Linked DNA regions of Mus musculus: regions 2, 3, 4, 5 and 6 are each linked to region 1. The links are chromatin loops, found by intact Hi-C in ENCODE. Cell type or tissue: heart. All regions are shown on one strand.

Region 1 (5,000 bases):
GAACACACATGTGAGCACAGGTGAGCGCACACGTGAGCACAGGTGAACACACAGGTGAGCACACATGTGAGCACAGGTGAGTACACGTGAGCACAGGTGAACACACATGTGAGCACAGGTGAACACACATGTGAACACACAGGTCTCACTGTGTGTGACTTTGTTTCCCCGCCATGGGTTAGACTGTGGTTACACAAGGAAGTTGTACCATCAGTCATGGCCAGATGCCCTCCTGGAACTCAGGGAGTCCTGTGAGCTCTGACATATCATATCCATCATTTTGGCTTTATGAAGCTCGGCAGTAGAGTGCACCAACATGAATATATTTAAAAGCTGCACATTTTTAGAAACCTAGAAAATATCCAGCATATGCTTTCCCAACAAAGGTCAGACAGTGGTTGAAAGAGCCTGAGAGAGGTGGTCTTACTGTCCTGGGAATTTCCAGATGTTTCAGACCATCTGAGCCTTGGTAGATACTTTGTTTAATGACAGTTTTCTGTGGGTAATTCAGTCCATTTTGGTACAGAGTGCACAGAGCTCCCAAGTATTGTCTTATTTGTTTAATTATGGGGGCAGGGGGTGAGCAGGTATGTGTAGCTGAGTAGGTGCCCTTAGAGGCCAGAGATGCCAGATCCACTGAAGCTGGACTTTGTGAACCATGTGATGTAGGTGCTGGGAGCTGAGCTTGGATCTTCTGGAAGAGCAGTTGGGCATGCTTGTTTGTTTGCTTGCTTACTTGCTTGCTTGCTTTTTTGACAAGATCTCACTATGTAACCTTGGCTGTCTTAGAACTTACTATGTAGATTAGATTAGCATGAAACTCATAGAAATCCACCTGCCTTTGCTTTCTGAGCATGTGATTAACAGTGTGCATCGCCATGCCCTGTCCAGTGTGTGTTCCTAACCACTGACCCATCTCTCTAGTCTAGGTATTGGGTTTTTAAATAATGTTATCTTTAAAGCATTAAGCTCATGTTATGTATGTAACTCTGGGCCTTATTAACAGATGAGTACTGAACATCCCCTAGAAACAAAGACTGGGAAGGAGCTAGCCTGCTCAGACGGGCTGGCATGGTTGTTGGAATGGTTGTACAGCGTGCACACATAGAGGAGTCTTGAAGAACAGGTTGAGGTTGTAAGTGAGGTAAGCAGCAGGGGCGTTCCAGGCCACAGGGCAGGCTTTGAATGCAGAGAGCAGAAAGCTGTGAAGGTTCAGTTTGTTTAAAAACTCATAAGGAGACTGGCATGGCGTGTCTGGAGGGGGCGGAGGCAGGCTGGCCAGGTGTCAGAGACTCTGGGGGCCACACTATCTCACAGGTCGGAGTGTGACTGAAGGTTCTTACACGGACAGACGCATGGTCATTTTCCCCTGTGGACAGTGTTGGCAGTGGTGTGGAGGATGGGTCCACTGGCCTGCCAGTGTCTTACTAGAAAGGATGGGGTGAAGCAGGGCTGGATGTGGCTGCACGGGGCCAAGAGCAGGCTGAGATGAGCCCGGAGAGCAGGCGGGCGGGCGCCTTTAGGAGGAGGGCAGAGTGGGACAGGGCAGGATGGAATTTCTGTAAAGCCCTGGCGGAGACACACGTGCATGTTAAGCACACAGTAAATCCAGCAAACCTAGGGTTACTAACAGCTGTTATTTGGTCCAGTGAGAGAATGGAAGTCAGTCATGATAGATAAGGGGATTGGATAGAAGGAGAGATAGACATCAGATGAGTCAAATGAAGCAATGATGAGCCCTACAAGGCAGTAAACTGAGTCATGAATTAGTGTGGGTAGTCCCCAGTCTACACTGGAGCTTCCTGCTCTTCCTCTGCAGAGCTACGTACCCTGTGTGCTTCCACCATAGGTCTGCTTTGTTGGCCACACAGCATCGCCCTCTAGTGGCTAGTGAGCAGGGTGGCCAGAAGGCAGTGCCCAACTCAGGAGTCTGCTACATTCTTCCTGTTACACCAGAATAAAGCAGCCATCAGTGAGTTGGTAACTCTAGTCAAAGATTTACATGTAGTCTTTCATCCGTATAGCCTGGAGGGGAAGTCCTGGCTAAGGGCAGCTAGCATGTGTTTTTCTGTGCTGACTTGTGCTTAGCCTGCTGGTAAACCACCTAGCATGGCTCCTGCCTTGCTATAGCATCCTGTGGCTATTGGGCCAGGGAGAGTGGAGAGACACCTGGTGGAGGGCCTTTCTGGGGGTGTATATTGTGTGGCAGGCCCAGAGTTTGGCAAAATTGCAGTGTCAGATTTTTCTCTATTCTTTGGCCTACAGGGTTACCCCTTTTTGTCCAGCGCACAGTGGCCCGAACCATTGTTTTACAAGAGATTATCGGCAAGGGCCGGTTCGGGGAAGTATGGCGTGGTCGCTGGAGGGGTGGTGACGTGGCTGTGAAAATCTTCTCTTCTCGTGAAGAACGGTCTTGGTTCCGTGAAGCAGAGATCTACCAGACCGTCATGCTGCGCCATGAAAACATCCTTGGCTTTATTGCTGCTGACAATAAAGGTACTGTGTCCCAAAGTCAGTGGCCACTTGTTGGCGCTAGAGAGGCCTGGCTGCTCTGCTCTGCTGCACACAGCAGGTCTGAATAAGACCATAGTTCTAAACCCACTTTAAATGTGGAGCATTTTATGCCAAGATGCTCACACGGAACCTGGGTTATTGCGTAGCTAAGAAGGCCTCCCATGCCCCACAGGCTTTTCTTCCTCTATCCCTTGATTTGCTCTCCGATCTGCACCCAGCATGGCCCCCATTGGGACTCCCGTGTGTTTGTTTTGAAAACTGCTACAATAGGAATTACGTTCTCACCTGCCTGGGCAGGTGGCAGAGACACATACACGGTCTACAACACAGCACAAGCGTTACACACACTGTCGTAGGGAAGCCACCATAAGCAGACACTGGCCTTTCAGTGTCACCTCATAGCTATGAGACTGGTTTCGGTCTGTTTTATACCTAGAGCCCCAGAGCTTCTGCTGCCGGTCCTCCCCCTCCTCTATCCCCTCTCCTTCCCCTCTCTATCCCCTCTCCTTCCCCTCTCTATCCCCTCTCCTTCCCCTCTCTATCCCCTCTCCTTTCCCTCTCTATCCCCTCTCCTCCCTCCTCTTATCTCCTCTCCTCCCCCTCTATCCCCTCTCCTCCCTCCTCTATCCCCTCTCCTCCCCCCCTCTCTCCTCTCTCCTCCCTCCTCTCTCCTCTCTCCTCCCCCCTCTATCCCCTCTCTTTTCTATCCCCTTTCCTCCCCCCCCACCTCGTTTTTTCTCCTTTGTCATAAGGCAGACTAGACATATAGGACAGCCTAGCCACAAATGTACAGTCTCTCTGTCTCAGCCTTTTATATACATGGGAGAAGCAGGGGAGGGGTAGACAGAGACAAGGTTATGCTGGACTTTTGTGCGTGCCCATGCCCGTGTGTGTGTATGTGTGTGTGTGTGTGTGTGTGTGTGTGTGTGTGTGTGTGTGTGTGTTAACACATACTATGTTGTGTGGCCTGTAATTCTAGTTCCAGGGGATATCATGCCCTCTTTTGGCATCTGCTGGTACTTGCATGAATGTACACATAGCCCTACAAAGACACACCATACACACACACCTGGCATTTGGTACCCCTGGAACACAGAAATTATGAGGGCACTGAGTTGTGTTTTAGAAGTGTCTGGCAGTTGTGACACACTTCCCTCTGCAGCACAATGACTAGAGGCTAGTGTCCACAGATGTATGGGGAATGCCAGCTGAGCGTGTTCTTCAGAGTGCTGCGGGGCTGCAGGTCCCTGGCTGCCCAACAGCTGAAGAGCCCTGGGTGTTAGTGCAGGGGAAGAAGAGACGGTCTCAGCCCTCTGAGGAGCTGCTGCTATCCCAGACGTCTTAGAGTCATTAAAAGGCTCCAACTGTCCTATGGCAGGTCATGGCCTCCTCAGAAAGGAGTTACTGGTTAGAATATGGCCCTCTTTGGGGTCAGAGCTGACAAGGTTGAGACATTTCTAGCAGCCAGCCTTTATTGATTCTGGAAGCTTGTATGAGTTGGGATCTGAGTTAGGGCCAGGAAAGGAGGGAGTCAGACCCCTTTGTTCTTGCCTTGTTACCATGATATAGCCAGTGTGAGGCCCTGGGATTAGCACCAGCCTAGAATTTGGAAGCTTTCAGCCCAGTTTCTAATCTTCCTAGCAACAGCAGCAAGCTTAGCCAGATTGATCAGTGTTGCTTTCTCCTCTCCCTGTCCTCCGTCCTGCCACCCCAAAGTGAAAGAGAGGGGTCAGCAAGCTCCCTGCCTTCCACTGCTTTCCTGAAGGGCAAGATGGCCTTTGTGGGAGTGCTCAGAGCATTCCTGGCTCTGCAACAGGGATGCACAAATGGGATCCTTCTGCTCTCATCATGGCCCTTGGCCTGAGAATGGACACCAAGTGGAAGGAGACATTTCCAGTGAGACAGGTGCTGCACTGGGTCATGATCGAGGGAGGAGTGCAGGCAAGAGCGGGCTCTCCTCCTGGGCAGCAGTGGGTGGAGCACGGAGAGCCTCCTGTCAGAGCGAGGAAGCAAGCCATCAATCGGTAACAAACTGAACCTGCACATTCCAGACTTGGCGATAAAGTGGCGCTGCTGAGCATCTTCCTCACTGACTGGGCTACTTGCTTGTCTCTCTAATAAGACCCCACAGCCAAGTGGCGCACGCCTTTAATCCCAGCACAGAGAAGGCAGAGGCAGGTGGATCTCTGAGTTCAAGGCCAGCCTGGTCTATAGAGCTACACAGAGAAACCCTGTCTCAAAAACAAACAAAAAACAAAAACAGGGCTGAAGAGATGGCTCAGTGGTTAAGAACACTGGCTTCTCTTCTAGAGGTCCTGAGTTCAGTTCCCAGCAACTCCATGGTGGCTCACAACCACCTGTAATGGGATCTGATGCCCTCTTCTGGCATATAGGTGTGCATGCAGATAGAGCATTCATACATAAAATAAATAAAACTTAAAAAACAAAATAACACAAATAATGGCAATAACACATAACACTACTAC
Region 2 (5,000 bases), 440 kb before region 1:
TGAAGATGTAGGCCTGCCTGGATGCTGTCATGTTCCTGCCTTGATGATAATGGACTGAACCACGGAACCTGTAAGCCAGCCCCAATTAAACGTTGTCCTTATAAGAGTTGCCTTGGGCGTGATGTGGTGGCGCACGCCTATAATCCCAGCACTTGGGAGGCAGAGACAGGCAGGTTTCTGAGTTTGAGGCCAGCCTGGTCTACAGAGTGAGTTCCAGGAGCCAGGGCTACACAGAGAAACCCTGCCTCCAAAAACAAAAAAACAAACAAAAAGAGACAGAGTTTAGAGCTTACAGGGTTCTCCCTATATTGACAGATTGATCTCAAAGCCTCCAGCATCCTGTCCAGCTTCCCAAGTGTGCCTCCTGCTCCCCTTCAGCATCAAGTCTGTACTGAGTACCTGGCTGACCTAGAGTTGTGCCCTTCACTAGGACTGGTTGGGATGACTGTCACCGAGTTGCTTCCCCACCCCACCCCACTGTTTTTTTTCCTTTAGATTTATTTTTTGTATATGAGAACAGAGTCACTGTCTTCAGACACACCAGAAGAGGGCATCAGATCCCATTACAGATGGCTGTGAGCCACCATGTGGCTGCTGGGAATTGAACTCTGGACCTCTGGAAGAGGAGTCAGTGCTCTTAACCGCCGAGCCATCTCTCCAGCCTTACCAGAACATCTTCTAATTATAACATTTCTTTCTACTGCTCTTTTCACTACTGTTTTCCGTGTTGGACCGACTGTGGCTACTCTGCATGTTACCACTCTCAAATCTTGGCCCCAGACTGGAGATGTTTGCTCTCTTCACCCTGGCAGGTGTGTGCGCACACGCACAAGCCGTGCTGTGCACATGGAGGTCTGAGGTCAGCTTGCAAGAGTGGGTTTCTTTTTACATCGTGTAGGTCCTGGGGGATCAGATTCGGATAATGAAGCTTGGTGATGAGTGGTGTCACCTGCTGAGCCATTTCGCTGAACCTCAATACATGTATAAATAGATTGAAATAAACATACATATATTTGCAATCTTCTAGATGCCTAGCAACCTCTGAAGCTATGTGGAGTACAAAGGCATAGAAAGAAAAAACGTTGTGAGATGATAACCAGGCAAGGTTCCTTTTATAGATGATCAAAAATAATGATGTGAGTGATGGCTGGAGAGATGGCTCTGGGGTTATGAGCACTGACTGCTCTTCCAGAGGTCCTGAGTTCAAATCCAAGCAACCACACGGTGGCTCACAACCACCTGTAATGGGATCTGATGCCCTCTTCTGGTGTGTGTCTGAAGACAGCGACAGTGTAATCACATACTTAAATCTTATTTAAAAAATGATGTGCATGCATGCACATGCGTGTGTGAGTGTGTACATGTGCACATTTATGTGTGTACTCATGTATAAGTATGCATGTGGAGGCCAGAGTTTGATGGCAGACACCTTCCTCAATAGCTCTCCACTATTGTTGTTGTTGTTGTTGTTGTTGTTGTTGTTGTTGTGTTGTTTCAAGACAGGGTTTCTCTGTGTAGCCCTGGCTGTCCTGGAACTCACTTTGTAGACCAGGCTGCCTCAAACTCAGAAACCCGCCTGTCTCTGCCTCCCAAGTGCTGGGATTAAAGGTGTGTGCCACCACTGCGAGGCTATTTTTTTTTTTTTCTAATGTGCATTGGTGTTCTGCCTGCATCTATGTCTGTGTGCTACATTTATTTCTTGCACCTGAGGAGCTCAGAAGAGATGAAAAAATTCCCTGGGACTGGCATTCTGGATGGTTATGAGCCTCCATGGAGGACCCGGAACCCAACCCAGGTCCTCTAGAACAGCAACAAGTTCCCTTAGCTGCTGAGCTGTCTCTCCAGCACTCTCTGACAGAATCTCCCACCAAGTCTGCAGCTCATCATGGATTGGTTGAGACTGAGGCTGGCTGGCAAGCTCCGGGGACTCTGCCGTCTCTACCTTCCCCAGCACTGAGATCACAAGCTTTTGCCTCCAGACCCAGTTTTCCTAGGTGCTGCGGATTGAACTCTGCTCCTCACACTTATATGGTAAGAACTTTTTAGACCGAGCCATTTCCCCAGCTCCAGAGACATTAAGGCCCAATCTTGTTTCTTATTTTGATTACAGTGTGTACTGATGATATGTGGAGATTGAAAAAAAATATTTTTGTGTGAGATAAGGTCTAACCAGGAAGTCTAGGCAGGCTTGAACTTGCTGCTATCCTGCCTCAGCCTCCTGAGGGCTAGATGAGCCTGCACCACCATAAGGGTTGAACTTTGACATGTACTGGGTCATGCTCCTTTCTGCAGTTTTGGCAGAGGCTGAGATTGATTGCCACGATCCCTTTCCCCTCAATGGCTTGGACTCACCTCCACTCTCAGGAGACAGAAGACAAAGGCCCCTTTCTTTCTCTCAAGCTACGGATGGTTAACCTACTCTGTTTCCTTTTAAACTCAGATCAAGTCGAATGCCTTACTCCTCACTTTCCAACCTCGCCTCAGATCGGTTAGTTCCGCTGCTGAACAATAATTCGTCTTACAGTATGTCTTTTGGACACGTTGAAATCACCCTCAGCTCAACCCCCACTGTCTGCTGTCAGTCTTAGACTGGGGAGACCCGAGTCTCAGCCTCTTTGACTGCTTCCTGTCTGCTGCTCTCTAACGCTCTTCAATCTGGCCACTAACTCAAGGGTTAAAAGTAATTTTAGAAGGCTCTCTCTTCTCATTACTTCCTCCTGCCATCTTGGTTTCGGAGGGAAATTTTCTATTAATTTAAAACCCATCTTCCGAGGAATAAAATCAGAACAGGTAAACCTGACACTTTCCCAAGAGTCAGGTGCAGCTGCAAACAGAGGCAGGGATTTTCAGTTCCTAGCAAGCAGTAGGAAGGACCTCGGAGCCCGGAGGCCCCCTAAGGGGGGAGGCGGTTTCTAAGGCAACCGGCGCGGGGAGGGGGTTGGCTCTCTGGCGCCCTCCTCCCTTCTTCCTGGTAGCCCAGGGTACCGCCGGACAGCGTCCTCCCGTGCTCCGCGCGCTGATTGGCTGCTCGGGGCGCCCTCTGATTGGCTGCTGCGGGCGCCTCGCGGGCTGATGGCTATGAAGGTGGCGCCGGTTGATGGTTGACCGATCCTTGGATCCAGGGTAGGGGTCGCTGCGCGTGCGATCGTCTCACACTGGACTACAGGGCGCGGACTGCTGCAGCTCAACCTGGAACCTACCGGCGAGACCAGGCTCCGCCCGGCCATGCCCGCCGGGAGCAACGAGCCGGACGGCGTCCTCAGCTATCAGGTGGGCCCCGCCTCCCGCTCCTCCCCGGCTCAGCCTCGGTGTTCTGCCCACCGCCCCGCTCCTGCCCCAGCCGGGGTTCCAGGCGTGTCCCCGAGGGCAGGGGGGAGGCCCGCACGGGACGCCAGGGGGCGCTCCGGGTGGCCGGGGAGGGTGACCTTGGGCCGAGCCCGGAGCCGCCGGCACTGCAGCATCCCCTGCGTCGCCGGCTGCCCGGTGTCCCGGAGCAGTGACCTCTGTCCGCGGGTCCCGGTTGGCGGCCCACACCGGCTTCTGGCCTTGCCTAGTTATGCTGTAGGTGGACGAGAGGGAATCCAGGGACCTTGCGCGGGTCTTTGTGTTTTGACTCTGTTTCCTCAGTGACTCAGAGGAAACCTTGCAAAGACCGGGAGGCTGGGAACAGCCCTGAGAATGTAGCCGGCTTTGTGGATCCCTCCGTGCTGCCCAGACAGCTGACAAGTTCTGGGTATGGATGCACATGAACCAGGGGAGCCGTGAGGTGTCAACAGCGCCGACACCACCAGCCTTACCTAGAACAACAGGGGCGGCTAATGTTAGGAAGCATTGGACTAGGTGTGAAGGGTCAGTGGGTACAGGTTCCAACCTGCTTCTCATAGGCTTCGCGATCTGAGTAAGCTACCTGTCTCTTGGAACCTCGGTTTCCCCATCTATTAAAATGGAAATATGTGTACGGTTTACTTCACAAGGCTGTTTTAAGGACTCCGTGAAACACAGTTTATTGTGTGATATCCAGTGAGTAGTAGCTTTTTGAATTCTCACACCGGCTTTCTTGTGAAACCCGATCAGGTGTGGTTACTGCTGTGCCAAGAGGGTTTGAAGGAGGGAAGGGAGCTGAGCCGGAGACTAGTACCGAAGCAGGAAGGGTGGCGGGTCTTGGAAGCAAATGCCATGTTGACATCAGGAGTGGGTTCTGGGAGGAGGCATGGAGAACTTCCTGCATGTGGTGAATGAAGTGGGCATGACACACCCTGCCCCTCTTCCCGGCAAGTAGCCTTTGCTTGCCAGTCACAAAAATAGATCTAAGATCTTGGAAAACCTTTCCCCATCTGATCTTATGACATGCTATGTTATAGTCAACCTTTGTTTGGGAGACAGTGAGCAAAAATAGGCCATGCTCTTGCCTCTTCCAGCTGGTAGAAAAGGAGAATTAGCGTTTTTGTTTGTTTGGTTGGTTGGTTTTTTTGCCTTTGGCGGTTCTGGGGATGGACTGCCTTCTACTTGCTATGCAAAGGCTCTACCACTGAGCCATACCCTGGCTAGAAGTAAGAATTGTGTGTGGATGCCTGTGTGTGTGTGTGTGTGTGTGCCCGAGCACTCATGTGGTGGCTGGCCAGAGTTTGATATCTGGTATTCACCTTATTTATTCATACATGTTCTTACACTGAACATCAGCTGGCCATGAGCCCTTGGGATCAGCCTATGGTGAGGTCCTCTCACCCGCCCCGAATGCTGGTATGCTTTAACACGGGTCCTGGGAGTCTGGATTCAGGTCTTCATGCCAGAACAAACACTCTACCTTCCCTGCTTCCCAAAGTCAACCAAACAAAACACTGTAGTCCTAGTCCTCCTGAGGCAGGAGGATTGTGTGTTTGAGGTCAGCATAGACTACATCATGAGACCCTGTTTCAAAAAAAAAAAAAAAAAAAAACAACCCAAAACCAAACAACAACAAAAACTACATAAAGGAAATGTGTCATCATAAACTCAGGTGC
Region 3 (5,000 bases), 150 kb before region 1:
AGAGATGACTTCAACCAACCTAGCTGGTCTGGCCTTACTTCTGCCTTGTTCATGGTTATGATTTAAGAAAGAAAGAAAAAAAAAAAACCTCTCCTGACCCCCCACCTCCCAAGGCTAGCGCAAGCACGCTGCCCGGCAGCTTCCAGTCCACCAGCTCGTGCTGGCCCTGCCTTCCATCCACTCCCATTATCAGACCGGCAGACTGGGGCTGTCCCCTTCACATTTGTGCAGGGGAGGGGGCATCCCTTGGGGACATCCCTCTCCAGGCCATGTCTCCTGGTCTAGGAACACTCAGGAGGATCTTGAAGTGCCCACTCTAGTCCACTCTAGTAGCTGAACTAGAGAGAGTCGGCTGGTAGGTCAGTCCCTGTCCTTGTCCCTCAGCTCCAGCCTCCAGGCCTTCTGTGGAGGTGAAATTGCCATGGGTCCGGACATGGTGACCTGAACCCTGGGCATCTTCTGGAACGATGCCTCTTTCTTTTCTCAGATGTTGCCCAAAGTTTTGCAAAAAGCTTCCTTCATTTTCAGGTACTCCCCCGCCCCCTAAAGAATTAGCTGCCGTCAGTCAGCCAGGGGGGTCAGGAGAAGAGGAAGTCTGGGTTCAGAGGACAAGACTTGCACCCCGGCCTGTGCTTCTTGCCTCTTCTCAAGACTGCCAAGATTTCCTCCATTAAAACACTCCTGAGGCACCCCTGCCCCTGACCCCACTGCTGTTTGCTGTACATAGAGGCTAAGTGGGGTGAAGTGGGCAGGTGTGCACATGTATGTGTGTGTGTGTGTGAAGAATGTACATAGGTAAAGGGGAGCGTGGTCCAGTGGTTCCAGAAGAGGGACAGAACTGTGTTCCATCCCTAGCTTGACCACTGGCTCGCTGTGTGGCCTTGGGCAAGTCACTTAACCTCTCTGTGCCTCAGTTTCCCCATCTGTAAAATGGGGGTAATAATACTGACCTACCTCACAGGGGTGTTGTGAGGCTTTAACTAGATGTTTTGTAAAGCGTTCTGAGATACAGAGACAAAGGCGCCAGGGAAGGGCAAAGTATTCTTTGGACTTGAGGAAGAGGAACTAGTACCATAAACGCTGCTATTCTGAGAGCCATTTTAAACTGCACTGCTCCACCACCCCCCGCTTCTCATCACCAGGACAGCAGGTCGAGAAATGTCTTTCCTTGCACTTGCTTCTGGGGTTTGTGATTCTTCTGATTTTTCCCTTTGCTGTATCTCCTTCCTTACCCCTCCACTCGTTCCCTGTTCTGTTAATGCGGAAATGGCAGAAATGCTTGAGAAATGAGAATGTATAAGTGGATTGGAAGTTTATAGTCTGGATTTTCAATTTTACTTTGTACTGTACATCTTTTTACTTTAGAATTTGCAATAAAGGGTTACGTCAATCTTGTTTTCAACTCTCCTCTTGGAATGGCCTGTCATTCTGTCATGGCTCTCTCGCTCCAGGCCCCTAACTCTAGGATTCCCTGGCAACAGACACTCCGGGGTTTGGTTTCCAGGTAGGGCTGACTCGTCCCTCAGAGGTGGGTGGGAAAGTGGCCCGAATGACTGAGTGGTGCTATGCGCGGGCACGCGGCCTTGCAAGTCACACAACTCCAGTTCAAGAGGCCAACTGTGACTCTAAGGAGTAGGGAGCAGTTTCCTGGTACACAGCAGACAGACGAGAGAGTATCCAAAAGCAGGGGCACGCGGGCGCTGGGAAACGCTGGGGACCCCGGGCCAGCTCCCTTGTCCCCACTTCCATCCAAGCAGCCACAGACTGCTCCCTCCTCCGCTTTAGGAAACTTTATAGCGGTGCGCCGCCGTCAAGCGGTTCACAGAGACGGGCAGAGGGGCAAGGGTGGCTGCGGCGCCCAGGACCGAGGCAGGAGCGGCTCCGTTTCCCAGCTGCAGGGCGTCCGAGCCGGCCTGGGCCGGGAGGCGGCGGCCTGGCCGCGGGCACGAGGCCACGCCGGGTCGTCGTCGCGGTTGTCGCCGGTGATCCACAGCGTGAGCACGGTGATCAGCGCCCCGGTGCACAGCGCTCCCAGGAAGCCGGCAAAAAGGCCGAGCGCCAGCGGCCCCACCCAGGCTGAGAGGCTGCGCGTGTACGGGGGCTGCGGCAGGCGCTCCATGATCAGATCCAGCTTGTCCCAGTCAGGCGCGGGGGCGGCGGCGCGGCGAGCACGCGGAGCCGGGACAGGGACCCTGGCGGGACCGGGGGCGGGACCCGGGACGGGGGCGGGGACCGGGACCGGGACCGGGGCCGGGGCTGGGGCCAGGAGTTGCTGCAGGTAATTTGCGCCGGTCCTCCGCAGCTGCAACGTCGCCTGCTGGTGGAGGTTCTTGGCCAGCTCCCGTGCCACATCCGGGCGGCCACTGCGCCGTAGGGCTCGGGCCACGCGGTCCCACGACAGGGACGGAGCCTGAGCGGCCAACCAGGTTGCCAGCGCCTCGCGGCAGCGGTCAGAAACCTCACTGGACTCGGATGTGCCCTCCCTCCCCTCCGAAGCCTGCGCGGTTGTGGCCCGCAGCGGCTCTCCCACCGAGTCCTGCGCCCTAAGCGAGGGTGTGGGTGGCTCGGGCGTTGCCCGCCGGTCCGCAGATAGCCGGACCAGCTCCGCTGCCGCCCGCCGCTGTTGTCCCACCGAGTCCTGCGCCCCACGCCGGGATGCGGGTGGCTCGGGCGTCGCCAGCAAGTCCTCAGATAACCGGGCCAACTCCTTGTCCAGGTCGGGCTCGGGTACCTCGAGGAGTGAACGAAAGTGGTTGCACTCCTCGGGGGTCAGCAGTTCCGCCAGGCGGACTGCTGTGTGGGGGCCCATGGCGTCCAGCGCGCTCGTGAGGGGCAGCAACCGGTTACAGAGGGCCAGGATCAGCGCCCACACCATGACTCGGCCTGAGGGAGGGGCTTCGAATGCCGAGGCTCTGTTGCAAGACTGGAGATTGTGGCGTAGAGGCGAGGAACTTTTGTGGAAAGCTGAACGCTCTAGGCAGAGACAACTCAGCTAGGGGGGGGGGCGCAGATCTGACTGCTCAGGGTCCAGAGGAACGAGGTTCCCAGCAGCTCTCCTTCCCCCACCCCTGCAGCTCCCCATTCCCACCCCCTCCACCTTATGGAGGGCAGGAACTGGTGACCCAACCCACAGCAATGGCTGTGGAACTGGGTAGGAATCTGGACCTTATATTGAAGTGCCTACTCTAACCCCACTGATACCCCAACCTCTTCTAATTCATTTACCACCCTTTGCCCTCTAACAGAAGCCCTGGACCCTCTGCTCACTATCAGCGTCCATATTCAGTCAAGGTCTCCCATGCCTGGTTGTTAGCCTGCTAGCACGTATGACTGCTAGTCTAAACCCTCATTTTAAATCTGAGCAAATTCCCAGTTCCCCCATCCACACACTGGGCCCACACTTATCTCACATCATTTCCCAAGGTGGCTTGACTGTGGGCCCTACTGTCTCATCCCTTCTGGGAGCCACGTACAAGCACAGTCAACACACACATATCCCCGGCCCCCTATCACACCCAACACGCTGCTGTTAGATCTTTTTACTGCCCTGCCCATGAGAAGGAAGTCTTCACGTTGCTCCAACACTGACTAGTGCCCAAGTTTCAGGAAAGGCCTGTTGACTGCCTGTGTGAAGTTTTGTGAACCAGTCCCCTAGCCACAGCTACCTATACGCCTGTAAGTCGAGGCTTCATTGTAGTGTACCAGGCCTTAAGGGTAGCTTAGTCTCGCCTGACTCCTCTAGCCTCAGGTCTCCACAATCTCGCCTCCATTTTATGCTCTTCTGACAAATATGAATGGTGCCAAGAACACTCTCTCCAGCCTCCACATTTTGCTGGCCTCTAGCCCTCCTACCTGGGAAGGTTCCTGACTTGCCATTTGTGACTACTCCCCGCTTCCCCTCCCCACTCTGTGTGGTGTGGAGCCCTGTGTGTGCATCTGTACAGGCCTGAGGCAAACCTGCTCTATCCCTTCCCTCCCTACTAAAAGTCAGACTCTCTCAGTTGAATCCAGAGTTCACTGATAGGGTTAGCCCAGCTAGCCATCTTAATCTGAGGGAGCACCTAGTTCTGCCTTCCAAAGGGCTGGAATTGCTGAGTTGCCCCAGCGATGCAGCTTTGCATGGGTGCTGGGGATCCAAACTCTGATCCTCACACTTGCATGGTACTGCACCCGTTGAACCATTTCCCCAGCTCTCTTGGGCATTCTTAAGAGAAGCCATGTGTCCTTCAGTGCATCCCTCCAATGAGTGCAGAGATTCTAGGGTCTACTCGCCAAGTTCCAGGTGACTGTGTCACCATCAAACAACTGTGTCAGCCGTGAGAAGACTCCTAGGGCCCTCCCCCCAGCACCCCTACCTAGTTTTTATAGTTACACATGCTCTGTTTGCGAGGCTGTCCCCACTGTGAATTCTCAGGGGTACCCCTGGCAATTTGGGGAGGTGGCTTGATTTGGCATTCCCACGATGTCTTCAAATGCTAGGTACATGGCAAACTGCGGGAGAGCTTATCTGGACCGCCAAAAACCAAGAGGTTATCGCTCTTTGAATCCTGGAAATACATGCATTTGTCTCCCCCACACACACACCCCCGCCCCCAGAGGCTGCTTCTGGTGTTGCCTCTGTGAACCTGTAGTGAGCCCTAAGAGAGAGAGCCAAGAATACTGTTCCCTTGGCCCATGGTACATTTTTAAGAGTCCAGCTGTGTGTGGCAGGCAAGGACCTGCCTCTCCACAGAACTTTTAAACGGTGTCCCTAATTTTTCTGTGGCAGGATTTTCCCTGTCCAATTACATTAAAATATTAGTGCAGCAGGAGGCCTGTGATTGGACAGGGGAAAGGGAGGCAGCCTGAAGAGTTGCAGGGACAGAGAGGGACTCAGAGGAGGAGAGGAAAAAACCAAGATGGAGGACAGACAGGAAGAAGATCCTGAAGCAGCATGGCTTTGAATAGCCACAGGTAGATATGACATCATAAAGGAAAGAATAATTGGGATTGCTTGTCTA
Region 4 (5,000 bases), 81 kb before region 1:
CACAGAAGGGCTAGTGAGCTTTTGAGGTGTGGGGGTGGACTGAGCCACAGGCTGGCCCTCTGCTGTGATGGAGACCCTAGAGTCCCAGGTAAGGTTGGGGGATGGGAAATGATAACCCCTGTCATGAGCTTCCTTGAGAACCTGACCTACATACAGTAAGATGCTTGGCTACCTGTCTTGGGTCTAGGCAGAGGTGAGACACCCTCCAGGGTAAAGGTTTGTCCTGGGGAGACGGTGCAGCTGCAGGGACTTATTCACTCAGGGTTGCAGGAGGAACTGCTCCTTGGCGTTTTGTCATAGCTGCCTGCTGAATAAAGAGGGACTCGGGCCGGCGGCAGAGGAGTCACTATTGCCCCGAGAGGACTGGACATGTCTGAGGCCCTGCCCTTCCCCAGCAACAAGACCTCAACCCCTGAATGCAATTTGAAGACACTGTACTGGGCATGTGTCCACAATGACCTTGCTGAGCTCCAAGCCAGGCTGGACGCTGGTGTGTCCCCAGAGGAGGCCTCCCAAGTGGACAGCAACGGGAGGGTGAGATGCCCCAGGGCTCACCAGAACAGTTGAGGACAGTCCAGGCTTCATACATAACATCCTGGTCTGGGTCCCCAGAGAGTCACAGAGTCATCCCCACTCTAGATGGGTGAAAACCATCTTGACAGGGGTTGGGATAGGCCCTGGGGGAAAACAGACTTAGGAGGGAAAGGAGGTCCTAAGAAGAACTTAGTGGAAAGTGGGGGTCCAAGCTGCTCTGTCCCCTAGACAGGCCTCATGGTTGCATGCTACCATGGCTTTGGTTCCATTGTGGCTCTGCTCAGCTGCTGTCCTTTCCTGGATGTGAACCAGCAAGACAAAGACGGGAACACAGCCCTCATGCTGGCTGCCCAAGCAGGTGTGAGACACAACGCCCCACCCCAGCCCACACCTACCCCACCTTCACCCCCAACTCCATCCCACCCTCACTCCCAGCCATTAGGACAGCAGCCCCAAACCTTGCACAAGAGTCTCCCAGGCCAAGCTTCAGCATTCCCTTACCTTGAGAGACTAGCTATGTGGTCCTGTCTCTGCAGGTCACATGTCTCTTGTGACTCTCCTGCTCAACTACTTTGCTGGCCTGGACCTGGAACGCAGGGACCAGCGGGGACTCACAGCTCTGATGAAGGCTGCCATTCAAGATCGCTCCGAGTGTGTAGTTGCCCTCCTTATGGCAGGTGTGCAATGGCAGGTGTGCAATGGCAGGTGTACTATGCCATATGTGCTTTGCCAGGTGTGCTATGGCAGGTGTGCAGTGGCAGGTGTTCTCTGCCAGGTGTGCGCTGGCAGGTGTGTTCTAGCAAGTATGCTCTGACATGTGTACTATGGCAGGTTGCTATGAAAAATGTGCTGTGGCAGGTGTGCTGTGGGAGGTGTGCTGTGGGAGGTGTGTAATGGCAGGTGTTGTATGGCTGCTCATGTAGGTGTGAGACACCACACTCCCACCTCATCCCACAGCAATCCCACCCTTACCCCCAACTCCACCCCATCCCCACTCCCAGCCATTAGGGCCACAGCCCCTGTGCTATGGCAGGTATACTATGGCAGGTCTGCTATGGAAGGTGTAATATGTATGGCAGGTGTGTAATAGCAGATGTGCTATGGCAGGTGTGCTATGATAAATGTGCTGTGGCAGGTGTTCTCTGGCTGGTATGTAATGGCAGGTGTGTTATGGCAGGTGTGTTATGGCAGGTGTGAAGCTGCACTTTCTCCACTACCACCCCAGCAGATACCATTTAGCTACAGCAAGAGAGGTGGAGCCGGGCAGTAGTAGTGCATGCCTTTAATCCCAGCACTTGGGAGGTAGAGGCAGGTGGATTTCTGAGTTCGAGGCCAGATTGGTCTACAGAGTGAGTTCCAGGACAGCCAGGGCTATACAGAGAAACCCTGTCTCGAAAAACCAAAAAACAAAAACAAAAACAAAGAGAGATGGGAATGGAATATGGATCGAGGCCAACTTATTGGAGGAGGCCCGTGCTACCACCCTCTCACAGTCTACTAGTGCAGTTAGCTACAGCTGTTTATGGGGGTCCCAGCAAAGAGTGTAGACATAAGATGGGGAAAGGTGTGAGGGTGTGGTGGTACCTAAAACCAGACTCTTGAGTTCTAGTCCCAGCCTTGCCTCTGCCCGAGGCCCGGGCGGAGAAAGATGGCCACAGCACTGTGAAGGTTGATGGATGGGGTATCCGTGAGGACTGATTCCAACCTTAGGCAGTATTCAGTTGCAGCTGGAGCCTTGCATGGGGAGGAGGACCACTCTCTGTGTGTGGAAGACCACTCTGTGTGTGTGGAGGACCACTCTGTGTGTGTAGAGGACCACTCTGTAGGTGGAAGACCACTCTGTGTGTGTAGAGGACCACTCTGTGTGCATGGAGGACCACTCTGTGTCTGGAGGACCACTCTGTGTGTGTGGAGGACCACTCTGTGTGTGTAGAGGACCACTCTGTAGGTGGAAGACCACTCTGTGTGTGTAGAGGACCACTCTGTGTGCATGGAGGACCACTCTGTGTGCATGGAGGACCACTCTGTGTGCATGGAGGACCACTCTGTGTCTGGAGGACCACTCTGTGTGTGTGGAGGACCACTCTGTGTGTGTGGAGGATCACTCTGTGTGTGGAGGGCCACTCTGTGTGTGTGGAGGATCACTCTGTGTGTGGAGGACCACTCTGTGTGTGAAGGACCACTCTGTGTATGGTCTTGTAGAGCCCTTCTTACTCCCTAAGGTGACTGATGGTGCCCTCTACTGGTTTCTCTGAGAAATCTCTGCCTCCACCTTTTCCCTTCCCAACCCCCGTGGGTGTTTCAGAGTGACTGTCTCTCTGGCCCCAGAGACAAGGGCATGAGAATGAAGAAACAAAATGGGAGGGGTCCAGCAACGGGGCACTGCCCCCAAGCAGCTGTGTCTTGAGCATACTATGCTCCACCCTGCTAGGGTGGCTCTGCGAGCCTGCTGGAGACCCCGTTTGCTCACTGCAAGGTTCCCCCAGTCCTGACCTTGGTAGCTTCCTGTCTCTTATACAGAAGTCTGCAGCCCTGGGCTTTCAGTCTGTGAGGTGTTTTGAATCTGGCTTAAATCAGCCCTGCTGCTGTAGAACGTGTCCTTGTACAGCCCGTGGCTCACTAACCAATCTGTCACACTGCGCCACTTGCAGGTGCTGACCTGAGCTCCGTGGATCCTGTCCGGGGCAAGACAGCCTTGGAATGGGCCGTTCTGACCGACAGCTTTGACACTGCTCAGAAGATCCGGCAGCTGCTGAGGCGGCCCCAGGCGGAGCAGCTCAGCCTGCATTACCAGCCAGAGTGGCCAGCCTTGGCTCAACTTGTGGCCCAGGCCCAGGCCCAGGCCCAGGCTCCAGCTGCCCCATCCCTCCTAGAAAGGCTACAGGCTACTCTGAGCCTCTCTTTTGCTCAGTCTCCGCAGGAAGGGGGTGTCCTGGACCACTTGGTGACTGTCACCACCAGCTTAGCCAGTCCCTTCCTGAGCACTGCCTGCCACACACTGTGCCCTGATCACCCACCCAAGCTGGGCACTAGAGGCAAATCAGTGCCAGAACTTTTAGGTACTGCCCCTCCGCCACCCCCAGAACCCCACCCTCCTCAGCAAGTCCCTGTCCCCCAGGTCTTTGCCCCCAACCAAAGCCCTCAGAGTATGTTTTCCCAGTGGCTACAGTCCAGGGACAGCACCAGGTCCCAAGTCCCTAAGATCCTCCTCTCTAAAGCACCCTCCCCTTCTGCACGGTATGAGCTGACACTCAGGCCTCAGGGGCAGCAAAGTCTGGCTCCTCCAGTCTGGAGATTCCAGGAGAGGAAGAAGAAGGAGGAAGAAACAGAACCACGAGGAGGTGGGCTGGGCCAAGCTGGAGGCAGCAAGTAAGACACATTCCCCGCCAGGGCCTCTTTCTGCTTCCCAGCTATCTCTGCCAGCGGGAACCTGCTCCCACCAAGTATACACGGTTGTCCACAGCAGCGTCTGCAGCAGAGAAGGGACCAACCCAGTGTCTGCAGGCAGGGGACTGGCTGGCTACAGTGGTTATGGTAGTGATACCCACGCTGTATTCTGTGTAGGTCGTCCTAAAGCAAGGGAAAGCAAACTGCTCTCACATGAAATCTCCAAGTTGTATCAAATAAATAGCTGAGGCTAGGGAGGCGTGCATGGCATACCGTTCATCAAAGTGAAAAAATCTCCCTCGTGTAATCATGCGTGTCGGCTTTTGTTTATCCTCAACTTCTTGTGAATCAGAATCACACAAGAGACGTGCCTGTGGGGGTCCATGGATGCTTAACTGAGAATGAGAGAGCTACCTGGATGTGAGGAGCGCCGTCCAGCTAACTGGGACCCTGGAGAGATGGCTCAGAGGTAAAGAGCACTGTCTGCCCTTGCACCCAGGTTTGGTTCCCAGCACCCACATGGAGGCTTACAACCATCTGTAACTCCAGTAATGGGGATCTGATGCCCTGTTTGATCTTCTTGAGTACCAGGCACTCACTTGGTGCTTAGAGCTACATGCAGACAAAAGACCTATACACTTAAAATAAAATTAAATAAAAGGATTGGAGAGCAGTTGAGAGCACTGATGGCTCTTCCAGAGGTCCTGAGTTCAATTCTCAGCAACCACATGGTGGCTCACAACCATATGTAATGGGATCCAGTGCCCTCTTCTGGTGTGTCTGAAGAGACCGACAGTGTACTCACGTAAATAAAATAAATAAATCTTAAAAGAACAAACAAACAAACAAACCAAAACAAGAAAAGCTCTACAGTATGCCTGGGTATGGTGGCGCATGCCTAATCCCAGCAGAGGCAGGCAGAACTCTGAGTTTGGAGCCTGCCTGGTCTACTAAGTGAGTTCCAGGCCAGCTAGAGCTACAAAGAGAGACCCTGCCTCATCAAAAACAAAAGCAACTCTGCACTTTTAGTACAGTTTCAGTTTACAGAAAAGTTACAGAAGGGCACAGACAGCTCACTT
Region 5 (5,000 bases), 140 kb before region 1:
CTGCCCAGGCCCGGGCGCTCGTAGTCCAGGACTCCGGAGTACTTCTCGGCGTAGCGCTTGAGGAGGTTGGAGGCTGTGAGGGCGGAAATGTCGTCGTGTGCCCAAGCGTAGTGGCAGCGCTGGCGACCCCCTGGAGGCAACTCCAACTTGTGAGCCGGCGACGGAGTGGTGGAGGAGACGTCCAGGTGCTGCTCTGGCCACTGGTTTAGGGGCTGGGCGTGTTCCGGTGTCCAGTGCATCTTCAACAGAGCTGCAGGCGAGAAGAACAGCGGCTGGTCAGCTCCTGCAGTGGCTCTAGGGACCCACTGACAGCTTGGTTAGCCAATGACAGGCTACCCGAGACCCTTTAGACCTAGAGTTAGTTTTTTAAAATAGTTTGCTGTACTCCAAGAGGAATGCAGAAATGCCATAGTAAACCTTCACTCCCGGCAAGTTACCCTGACCACACCGGCTATGCCCCTCCATGGACCAGATCGAGGGAAGGGCCAGACCATGTGAGGCTCACCCGTAGCAGACACTTGCTGTTCGCTCACTATGGGCCAGCCACTGCAGCGTATCAAGGTTTGTAAAGATTAGTGCAGCCTGTCCAGAGCTGCTGGATATGAGGCCCAACAGGTTGACATCCTACTCTGTCCACCTTGGCGTTCCCTTGAGATTCAAAGGTCCACCATAGGCCCTGGGATGTGAGCGTACCCATCAGCCCTGGAAACCACAGTGGCTAGCCCAGCAACCTTATTTCCTTGCGGTTTGATTTCTTCCGGCCTTTGGCTAAAGCTCAATCTTCAGGTCATACCCCTCCCCGCCCCAACCCACTCAAATTTATATTATGATTCGTAACAGTAGCCAAATTAGAGTTATGGAGTAGCAACAAAAATAATTTTGTGGTTGAGAATTACCATAACATGAGCAACTATATTTAAGGTTGCAGCATTAGGAAGATTGAGAACCACTGGCCTAAAGAAACTAGAACCTGGGAGCTGGAGAGATGGCTCAGTGGGTAAGAGCACCGACTGCTCTTCCAGAGGTCCTGAGTTCAATTCCCAGCAACCACATGGTGGTTCACAACTGTCTGTAATGGGGACTGGTGCCCTTTTCTAGTGTGTCTGAAGACAGCTACAGTGTACTCATACACATTAAATAAATAATAAATAATTTAAAACAAAAAACTAGAACCTGACCGAATGCTGTTTGTTTGCCTGCTACCTGCTCCATCCAAAATGACTCTTATCACCTTACAAACATTATTTGGGATGAACAGATGGTGTGCTGAGGTATGTGAGATAGTACGAGCATGCAGATCATGTCAAGTGCATCACAGGGCTGGTAAAGTACCTGCCTCATCTCATGCTCGGGGACCCGGGTTCTATCACCCGAGGGGTTAAAGATGAACCCTACTTTGTTCTGAGCTCCCCAGTCACCAAATGAAGAGGGAGCTGTGGTCAGACTCATTTCACAAAACACCCTTACTCAAAGGGAGCAAAACTATTTGTGGTGTGGGGATCCTAGAGCCAATCTGTGAGATACCACCTCTGGACCATGAAGAGGGTAAATGTTCCCAGGCTGGTCCTACACCCTCCTCTAGCACCCATCAAGGCACCAGTCCTGAACCAATAAGAGATACAGGGCCCAAGAAATAGAACCATGTAGGCACCTGCCTCCAGTGAACCGACCTGACCCAAGGACAAAATTCCAAAGATGACATAAGCCCATGGCATACTGATTTTACAGTGATTATTTCTCAAGCCCAAAGCTTCCAAACTCTGTGTTGGTATGTGCATATTTTGCTGCACTGGGGTTGGAACCCACAGTCTCCCGCGGGCCAGGTAAACACTCCCAAGCTTCTTGGCAATATCATATCAATCATATCAAATCCTGCATGTCCTACTAGGCCTGGGGTTAGATCAAAAGGTATCCCGAATGGTTCAGCCAGCTGAGAAGTCGAGAAAGCAACATCCTTTGTGGAGTAAGGAAATAGAGGCCTTTGACCTTGGGGCTCTTGAGAGCATAACACTCCTAGTTAAGGACTCACCAAAAGACTGGTATTTTGGTAGCACCATGAAGGGTTACGGGCGGGGGTGGGGGGGTGTCAGTGCATCCCGGATGACAGGACCAGTACATCTGGAACAGCAGGGCTGGTCAGATGCAGCTGTGCCTGCCTGCATTCCTTGCACTCAGGAGCCTGAGCCCTGGTGTTTAACGCCAGCCTCAACTGCACAGAGCAAAGCAAACCACAGGCGGCTCCCTTAGGATACTCTATTGCCACCTGCTGGAGACATCACAACCTACAGAGCTAGACGGGCTCTTGTACAGTGCACACCAACAAAACTAACCACGGTGAGCCTGTAGAGAGGACCAAGAGATGGGGTTGAAGTGTTTCCACCGGCTCTGCACACCCAGCCATAGTGGCAATGGTCATACACAGCAACGTGGCCGTGCCATGGCTAATGGCAAAAGACAGCCTTGGAAAGTGAATCCCCCCCCCCATGTTAACCATCTATATCAACCACGTAGCCAAATGCCTGATGGTCCACAGAGAAGGCATTAGGAAAGTCACTGGCTCCTAGAAGGAAGGTAAGTCCTGGAGGGTGCCAGCAGCCAGACGTACTACATGAGGGGCGTGTTTTTCAGAGCCTCAGCTCTCTCTGAGGGGTTTTCAAAGATGAGAGCCAGTCAAAAGAGCAGTTTCCCAGGACGTCCGGTGACAAGTGACCCAGTGACAGGGTCACAGGAGGTAGCATCAGTTACATCAATGCAAGTGTGTCACTACATCAAACCCAGGCTCTGCCCACAGTTACTATTACCTGTGTTCTGGCTCAGAGGAAAAACATGTGACTTTGAGGACCGCGTCTCCCCTGGGTACACAAACCCAACGGAGGGAAGAAGGGCACAATGAAGGTCCAGGCCTGGGCCCGACCCTCGACTCCCTTATCGGGCAGTGTCTCTTCTTACTGTCCAGCCTTGGCTCCAGCAGTCTTCACCCAAGTCCTCCGCTAGGCAGCGCTGGCGCTCACTCATCGGACTAAGGATCCCAGGTTTCCACTTTGACGGGTTCTCCTAGACTGATTCGGCCCTCAATTTCCTCTGCAGGAGACCCCGTGCTTGACATGGCACCTATACCACTCATTCGCTGGCTCTCCTCAAACACTTCAGGTCAAGGTCTCCCCACGTTAGCCAGGAAAAAAAGAAACACGAAACCATGGCTCCTGTTTTCACTCTTATCTGCGTCCGTATCCACCTCGTGACCAAAAGCTTGACGGTCCACCCACCTCAATAGATCCCCATCTCGAGCTAGCACAGGATCATCAGTCCAGCCTAACTGCTGTACACCAGGTCCTTCCCCCTGGTGAGTGTACTCTTCATATCTCCAAGATGACTTCCCTTGACCCTAGGTCCCCACTAACTGCCAGCCAGGCTCTGAACCACTTCTTTTGAGGATGTCTGTCTACACGTGGTGACCATGACCTGTTACATGGCCTTTAGGATAGCAGGGAGGCAAGAGCTGTTCTTCCAGCAACTTCTGCTGAGCTGGGTTCTAGAGTGTTACATTCCCCTCAAGCCCAGCAAGGGAAAGGACAAAGATCTGGTCTAAATCTTAGTGTATAAGGACAGGGTTGAACAAAAAAAGGAAGGGAGGCCAGGCCCCAGCACCTGTGTTCAAGTTGAAAAACCTGGTAGCAAAAGGAGCCTGGAGACACACCAGAAAGCAAGAGTGTGTGCAGCCTTGGGTCCGTGTGCACTTGGAAGTGCCGGTATCCAGCAAGAGCACCTGCGAATGCATACAACACACTGCAAGACTGGACCTGCGAATGCATACAACACATTGAAGACTGCAGACTGGAGCGAGGTCCATCCTTACAGACCAAGCCACACAGGTCTGGCCTTCAGGATGGCTGGAGATCTGCAACTCCCTCCCCGCTACCAGCCCTTAACATGTCCACACAGCCACCAGCCCTCCTGCAACCCTCCCAAATCATACTCTGTCCTATAGCCCCTAGGTCAGCCAGGCCAGGGGTGAGGGAAGACACAGGACTTGGGCAAGATAGGAGCTTTGAATCAGAAGCGTATTTCAGAGCCAGACTCAGACACTTACAGGGGACCCTGAGCAGACTACCCAACCTTATGGAACCTGTATCTCCAGATTAAAGGGCATCATATCCAGCAGGCAGAGGGACTGGGGATTCAAAAGGACTGTGAAAAGCAGTCCAAACTACAAATCCCAGGTGGTGCCTTTTGGCCCGCTGTTGAACAGGTTACTGACGTGGGGGGCGGGGGGGGGGTGGAACAAGGGACTGGCTAGAAGTCTTCCTGCTCTGACAGGACAAGATGGTCCTTATGCCACTTCCTAGTCCCCTGCTCTGTGCTTCACCCATGTGAGACAGAGCACACCTGTCCTGGCCTAGGGAAATGGACATAGCTGTCTCCCAGTGCTGTGGGTTTGCTCTTCAAACCTCATGGGAAAACTGTATCCTCCTGGCCAAACAGCCCCGAAAGGGCTGTCCCTTTCCCTGTGGATATGCTGCCACACAGCTGCACGTGGCCCAGGGCTGGAAAACAGCTCCTTGGTTAGTTTTTGTGGTCTGCCCTAGTGGTTGGTAGCTGGGACTCTGGAGAAAGCACTCTCTTTCCACACAGGGGTGGTGTGTGTGTGTGTGTACGTGCCCATCTGTCTGTCTGTGTCTTTCTGTGTGTGTGCATGTGTGTACATATGTGTCTCTATGTCTGTCTGTGTATGTCTTTCTCTGAGTATGTCTGTATGTGTCTGTGTCTCTTTCTCTGTCTCTCTGTGTATCTATATGTGTGTGTTTGTGCATCTGTGTGTGCCTTTCTATCTTTGTATGTCTTTCTATGTGTGTGTGTGTGCATGTGTGTCTCTTTGTGTTTTCCTATGTGTGTCTGTGTGTCTATCTCTGTGTGTCTGCCTGTGTGTGTCTTGTGTGTGTGAGTCTGTGTGTCTGTGTGTGTGTGAGTCTATGTATGTGCATGTGTGTGTGTGTTGTGTG
Region 6 (5,000 bases), 54 kb before region 1:
GGAACCAGAGGAGGCAGGCTGCCATGTTCAGGGGCCACTATGCTTCCCAGGATGGGCTCCTTCTGGGAAACAGGCACTTTTGGGGCAATGCCCGCCGTTGCCTCACTCTCAGTCATGGCTGGTGGAGGGGCAGGGAGTCGGTACTCTGTGCACTAGGTCTCAGGCTGCAAGAGGTGCAACACAGACTTGCAGGAAAACCCTTCACAGCGGATCCTGCCATGGGGGCGGGGTGGGGGACAGGTGCTCACCAGAGGCCGTGCACTGCGCGGCTCTCAAAGACCTCCACACCCTCCTATGCTCTCTCCTGCTTGTTTTGCCACCTTCTTCCACTTCTCCCTCCCTCATTCTCAGCTCCTCCCCTCCCCCTCCCTCTACCCCCCCCTTGGTTTTTCAAGACAGGATCTATCTCACCCTAGCTATCCTGTCTCTCACTCTAGTCCTGGCTGGCCTGGAACTCAAAGATCCTCCTGACTTTGCCTCTTAAGTGCTGGGATTAAAGGTGTGCACCACCACCTGGCTCCATTCTCTTCTCTTGCCTCCTGTCCAATACATGCTCTCCCTGTCCCTTCTCCTGCTATGTCTCCCGATCCTGAGCCATTTCCGGGCCTCCTTTCCATCTTCCTGACCCATGTACCTCTTTTTCCTCTCTGCTCCTCTCCCAACCCCCCAGGTCCTCTCCGGGCTGGCCCAGATGATGAGAGAGTGCTGGTACCCCAACCCCTCTGCTCGCCTCACCGCACTGCGCATAAAGAAGACATTGCAGAAGCTCAGTCACAATCCAGAGAAGCCCAAAGTGATTCACTAGCCCAGGGCCACCAGGCTTCCTCTGCCTAAAGTGTGTGCTGGGGCAGAAGACATAGCCTGTCTGGGTAGAGGGAGTGAAGAGAGTGTGCACGCTGCCCTGTGTGTGCCTGCTCAGCTTGGCTCCCAGCCCATCCAGCCAAAAATACAGCTGAGCTGAAATTCGATCTGCCTCCGTCTGGGCTGCTCAAAGTGGCCGGCTCTCTGACGCCTGGCTGGGTTCCCCATCCCCAAGGCCAGCAGGGTACACCCACTACCACTCCCAGGGCAGGGTGGCCAAGCCAGGGAATCCCGGGCCCGGATCCTGGGCTTTCACTCTTCCCTACCCTTGGTCAACCTTACTGAACTGTCAGAGCTGCCAGGATGGCACAGGGCCCTGTCCAGCTTCAGCAGACATTCCACCTGCCGGGGCTCAGCCAGGGATACTCAGCAGCCTCAGTGTCTCTCTGTGGGTGTTTATTGCTTCTATGATGCCTTTTAGTTGTCCTGATTAGAGCCCCTGGCTAGTCTCTTGGGACAGGCGGTACCTGACTCTTCCACCCTCTGTCCCCTTACCATCTCAGCTGACTCACTAGGTCATCAAAATCCAAGGGCTCTCTGAGGAGAAGGTCAATCATGGTGGAAGCGATCGACCCAGCATTGCTCCGTTCGATAGGAGAGGTCTTCACCATCTTACCATCTTAGGTTTTGCCTCAATGTCCTCTGAGGTGTCTCAGAGCCTGATTTTCTTTGAAGCTCAGGCTGTGTGAAAGCTGAGTCTTGTCTATTATGCCCTGTCCGCTGTCGCTTGAGTCAAGCTGGGGTTTGTAAATAACGGCCAGGTTCCAGCATGGCCTAAAGTGCCCCCTAGGCTAGTCTCCAGGCCCCAGTTCTTGCCTTAAGCTATGCTAGCAGCCACCTCAGGACCCAGGCAGTACAAGAACTTCTGACTCCCTCTGCGGCTTGGCCTTCTGCCCAGGGCTCAAGGGTGGCTTCCTTTGGGGTCTCCAATACTGAAAGAAACTTAGCCCCTGTCAAGAAGCCTCCAGCAACCAGGGTTCTGCTCCCCACCCCCACCCCCGGCTGTGACTCTCTGGCCAAAGCCCACACCCTGGGCCAGACCCCAGAAAGTGAGCCTTGGGAGAACGTAGCCTAGAGAAACACAGAGAGTCTGGTATTTAGAAATGTGAAGGGTTCACCCACGTACTGAACAGGTGAAACTGAAGCCTGGGTTGATGGACTGAAGAGAAGTGAACTGTAGGCGAGGCTTAAGAAGGGTAAAGCAGGGTTCAGGCAAGAGACAAGGTCAGCCTCCATCTTGGGAAGACCTGGCCTAGAAACTATTGGCCACTGAAGGGAGAAACGGCGAGAGTTCATCATGCTCCACACAGGCCCCGACCTCTTGAGTTCCTCCAGTGTGACCTCCCAGCTCTCCAGCGCTGTTCTCTCTCTCAAGCCTGTCTTTCAGCAATATGCAAGGACCAAGGAGAACCAGGAAGTGAAACGAGACAAAAACAGAAAGTAGTCCGGCTTTCCCCAGACCAGTGGGGGCAAAGTCTGAAGGTTCTCCCGTCACTGGAGCCAGGGAATCGCTTTCTTGCCTGAAGGATTTTATTTCTACTGAACTTGGGAACAAATTTATCCCCAGACTCCACAGTCAGAGCCAGAAGACAGTAGCTCCTCCAAGGCCAGGAAATCCTAAGTGGAGGTGGGGGGGGGGGGTTGAACAACTGGAAACGTGGCAAGGAGAGTGGCCCTCTAGAGACAACTATCTTCAAATGCTTCCCAGTGCAGGTGTGTGAGTGGAACCACACAGTTTGTGGGAGCACTTGGCCTGTGACAGGCATGTAGTAGGTCTTCAATAAACCATGTTTGACCCCCTGAGTTTCTGCTGCCTTCCAGGCTAGTACCCCCCCGCAGTGGTCCAGTTGCAGGGGTCCAGAGAGAACCCTAGGGGGATGGGAAGTAGAGCATCCCAAAGTACACACCACCAAATTTCCCTGGGACAGGCTTGCTCTAGAATGCCCCCATACCTAGAACCGTGCTGAGTGAGGTTCAAACTTCAGATCCCACCCGGGATAGACAGCAACCTGATCCATGACAGCCACGTCGCCCTCTGCTGGCCAATGCGCTGCCCACGGCTGCCCTGCTCCCTTCCTACAGCGGGCTGGCTCCTCCCAGTAGGCCTGGGCCCTCCTTCCCGTCCCTGCCGCAGCGTGCGTGCTTGCGTGCATGCGTTCAGCTGTTCTGGGCTGTAGGGACTGTGCCTGGAAACCACACCTAGCAAAGGAGCTTTGTGCTTCCTTACTCAGAGGCGGCTCCGCCCCTCCCTGTTCAGCTCCTTCTTAATTCCCTCCCTAGGTGCTCCCCACCCCTTGTCTGCAATTAGTCCACACCCCCGGAATGAAAAGCTCCCCTTACCTGGAAATCTCAGAGAACACCTCATGTCCCCTTCCGCCCCACCCCAGAAACTATGAGCAAAGTGCCACTGGAGGGGTGAGAGAGAATAGGAGACCGTACTGAAGGAAGCTGGGAGGAGTCTTTTGGTTCAATCCAGCCCAGAAATACAAACTTTCTAAGAAGAGGGTGTTGGACCTTTCTTAGGAAAACAGGGAGGGTGCCCCAGTTTCTTCTGCGGTTGACAATTTGGTCTGCTCCCCATGCCTCCCAAGTGGGCACAAATCTGCAGCCTTCTGCGCTGGGGTCGTGGACCTCTCCCTGGCACATACAGCAGACAAGACCTTTCCCGAGGACTCTGAAGGGAGCCCTCAGAGGATGGTGACACTAATAGCATTCCCATTCTCCCACCTTTCCTTCCCCTGGAGTCCACACAGCCTGGCAGGCCAGGCCCCTAAATGACCACAGTGTGGTTGAGGACCGGGAAAAGGGCAGCGGGAAAACAGCCGTGCAAGAGTTCCGTGTGGGCTGGACAGGATCTGGCAGGACTGACCCGTCACCATGCTGTTAGAAGAGAATCTTTCGAGGTTACTAGGACCCAAATTCTTGGCCACTTGCACATGCTGTTACTGCCTTGGGGGAAAAGAAAGAGAAATCGCAAGCCTCTCTGCTCTTTGCTCTGATTTCCTGCGGTGACCCCAGCCTCCAACTTCCTTATTACATATAAAAAGTGAGGAAGCATTTCTATCCCTCCCTGAGAGGGTATGGTTGGTAGGGCATGCAAAACGGAGTGAGGGTGGCCCCTGCAGCCTGAGCCTTGACACTGACGCTCAGCCCTTCCTCTGCCAAGGCCTCTTGGTACCCCGGCTTTCATGGACAGCTCCTTTCCTTCCCAGACTCCATCCTCTCTCAGTCCTACCTCACCCTAGCCTGTGAGGAAGGAGCAATGCCTCCCCTGGCTTACCCCTTGCATTAAGATCAGCATCCCAAAGCCAGGTGTAGCCAGGCATACCTACAATCCCAGCACCTGGGAGGTGGAGGCAGGAGGATCAGGATTTCAGGGTTATCCTTAGCCACAAGATGATTTCAGAGGTCAGTCAGGGATACAAACGGAATAAAGAAATGGCAGCCCAAAAGATGGCAAAATCTGCATGCATTGAAGCCTACTCTGGGATAGGGTAGGGGTTTGTGTGCCCAGTCCAGTGTCCCAGGGCTGGGATTGATGGTAACTGTGCAGTCATCGCTCCGGGTGGGCGACTCTTGAAACAAGCTGCTGCTTCTACCAGGACCACATTCCGTTTGCTAGAAATAGAGACAGAGGGCTCCTCGACTTTGCATACAATTTGCATAATGTCATAGACACACTGTCTATTTTCAGGCAGTTTCCAGGTTCAAGTGTTACCACTGTTGCCCTGAGGGGTGTCATGTCTGGATGAGTCTCTGTTCTTTCTCACCCACCCACTCCTATTGACCTACATCCCCGGCTGCAGGAACACAAGAAGGGGAGGGCTGCCCAGGGAGACACAGTGGCGGCGAGAAGCCAGGGCATACTAGATTATCACCTCCATCACCAACAGCCCCTCCGCCGGTTGCGGTTGCCCAAGGGCAACTGATAGCGGCAGATAGGACGAAGGATTCAAGTACCCCAGCTCCCTTCCTTCCTCTGCCACCAGAACTGCCTGTCTGAGTGTTCAGACTTCTGACAGTTTCAAAGCAGGAGAAGGAGGAGGAGGAAAGGGAGGAAGAGGAGGAGGAAGACGGTTAGACAGATAAATAGATAACTTGGGCTTGAGCCACCTAGATTGACTTGCTTGTCCCCCAGA

Evidence for each region. A loop is a pair of places that touch in the nucleus more often than their neighbours do. Peaks named below come from ENCODE experiments on the same cell type or tissue, not always from the same donor. Only the 100,000 strongest peaks of a DNase experiment are listed, where the experiment ranks them.
Region 2: it touches region 1 in a loop (5-fold over the local background); 4 of 42 quality-filtered maps call a loop at or near these places.
Region 3: a loop joins it to region 1, with 3 times the contacts of the local background. A loop is called at or near these places in 2 of 42 quality-filtered maps.
Region 4: a loop joins it to region 1, with 4 times the contacts of the local background. A loop is called at or near these places in 4 of 42 quality-filtered maps.
Region 5: it touches region 1 in a loop (2.5-fold over the local background); 3 of 42 quality-filtered maps call a loop at or near these places.
Region 6: a loop joins it to region 1, with 3 times the contacts of the local background. A loop is called at or near these places in 12 of 42 quality-filtered maps.

What each region holds. Positions count from the first base shown.
Region 1 is chr15:101,196,519-101,201,518 of GRCm38, forward strand. Acvr1b (activin A receptor, type 1B) reads left to right here. Exons shown (of 9, transcript NM_007395.4): 4 at 2,266-2,496. Among named protein-coding and RNA genes, the nearest start is that of Mir6962, 5.2 kb to the left of the region's middle. In heart, a CTCF peak has its summit at 2,538; DNase peaks (open chromatin) are centred at 1,421 and 1,863.
Region 2 is chr15:100,758,705-100,763,704 of GRCm38, forward strand. It overlaps Slc4a8 (solute carrier family 4 (anion exchanger), member 8), which reads left to right and starts at 3,043. Exons shown (of 25, transcript NM_021530.2): 1 at 3,043-3,270. The coding sequence starts at 3,226. Gm52175 (a long non-coding RNA gene) reads right to left here. Exons shown (of 3, transcript XR_003951485.1): 3 at 3,985-4,222. In heart, CTCF peaks have their summits at 2,952 and 3,384 (motif pointing right); a DNase peak (open chromatin) is centred at 3,027; H3K4me3 peaks cover 1,453 bases; H3K27ac peaks cover 1,142 bases; H3K27me3 peaks cover 2,179 bases.
Region 3 is chr15:101,044,523-101,049,522 of GRCm38, forward strand. It overlaps Scn8a (sodium channel, voltage-gated, type VIII, alpha), which reads left to right. Exons shown (of 26, transcript NM_011323.3): 26 at 1-1,416. Among named protein-coding and RNA genes, the nearest start is that of Fignl2, 7.4 kb to the right of the region's middle. In heart, a CTCF peak has its summit at 2,308; DNase peaks (open chromatin) are centred at 199, 2,259 and 2,889; H3K4me3 peaks cover 1,711 bases; H3K27ac peaks cover 1,392 bases; H3K27me3 peaks cover 5,000 bases.
Region 4 is chr15:101,115,815-101,120,814 of GRCm38, forward strand. Ankrd33 (ankyrin repeat domain 33) reads left to right here. Exons shown (of 5, transcript NM_001374225.1): 1 at 1-88; 2 at 301-534; 3 at 763-892; 4 at 1,071-1,211; 5 at 3,186-4,178. The coding sequence starts at 370. The coding sequence ends at 3,907. Among named protein-coding and RNA genes, the nearest start is that of Ankrd33, 2.6 kb to the left of the region's middle. In heart, a CTCF peak has its summit at 2,782 (motif pointing left); DNase peaks (open chromatin) are centred at 97 and 2,794; H3K27ac peaks cover 214 bases; H3K27me3 peaks cover 879 bases.
Region 5 is chr15:101,054,161-101,059,160 of GRCm38, forward strand. It overlaps Fignl2 (fidgetin-like 2), which reads right to left and starts at 239. Exons shown (of 1, transcript NM_001214911.2): 1 at 1-239. The coding sequence starts at 239. In heart, a CTCF peak has its summit at 2,263 (motif pointing left); a DNase peak (open chromatin) is centred at 2,225; H3K4me3 peaks cover 317 bases; H3K27ac peaks cover 100 bases; H3K27me3 peaks cover 3,926 bases.
Region 6 is chr15:101,142,673-101,147,672 of GRCm38, forward strand. It overlaps Acvrl1 (activin A receptor, type II-like 1), which reads left to right. Exons shown (of 11, transcript NM_001277257.1): 11 at 671-2,664. The coding sequence ends at 805. Among named protein-coding and RNA genes, the nearest start is that of Acvrl1, 17 kb to the left of the region's middle. In heart, no CTCF peak of the experiment used is centred here; DNase peaks (open chromatin) are centred at 1,049, 2,959, 3,579, 4,109 and 3 weaker places; H3K4me3 peaks cover 1,362 bases; H3K27ac peaks cover 3,975 bases.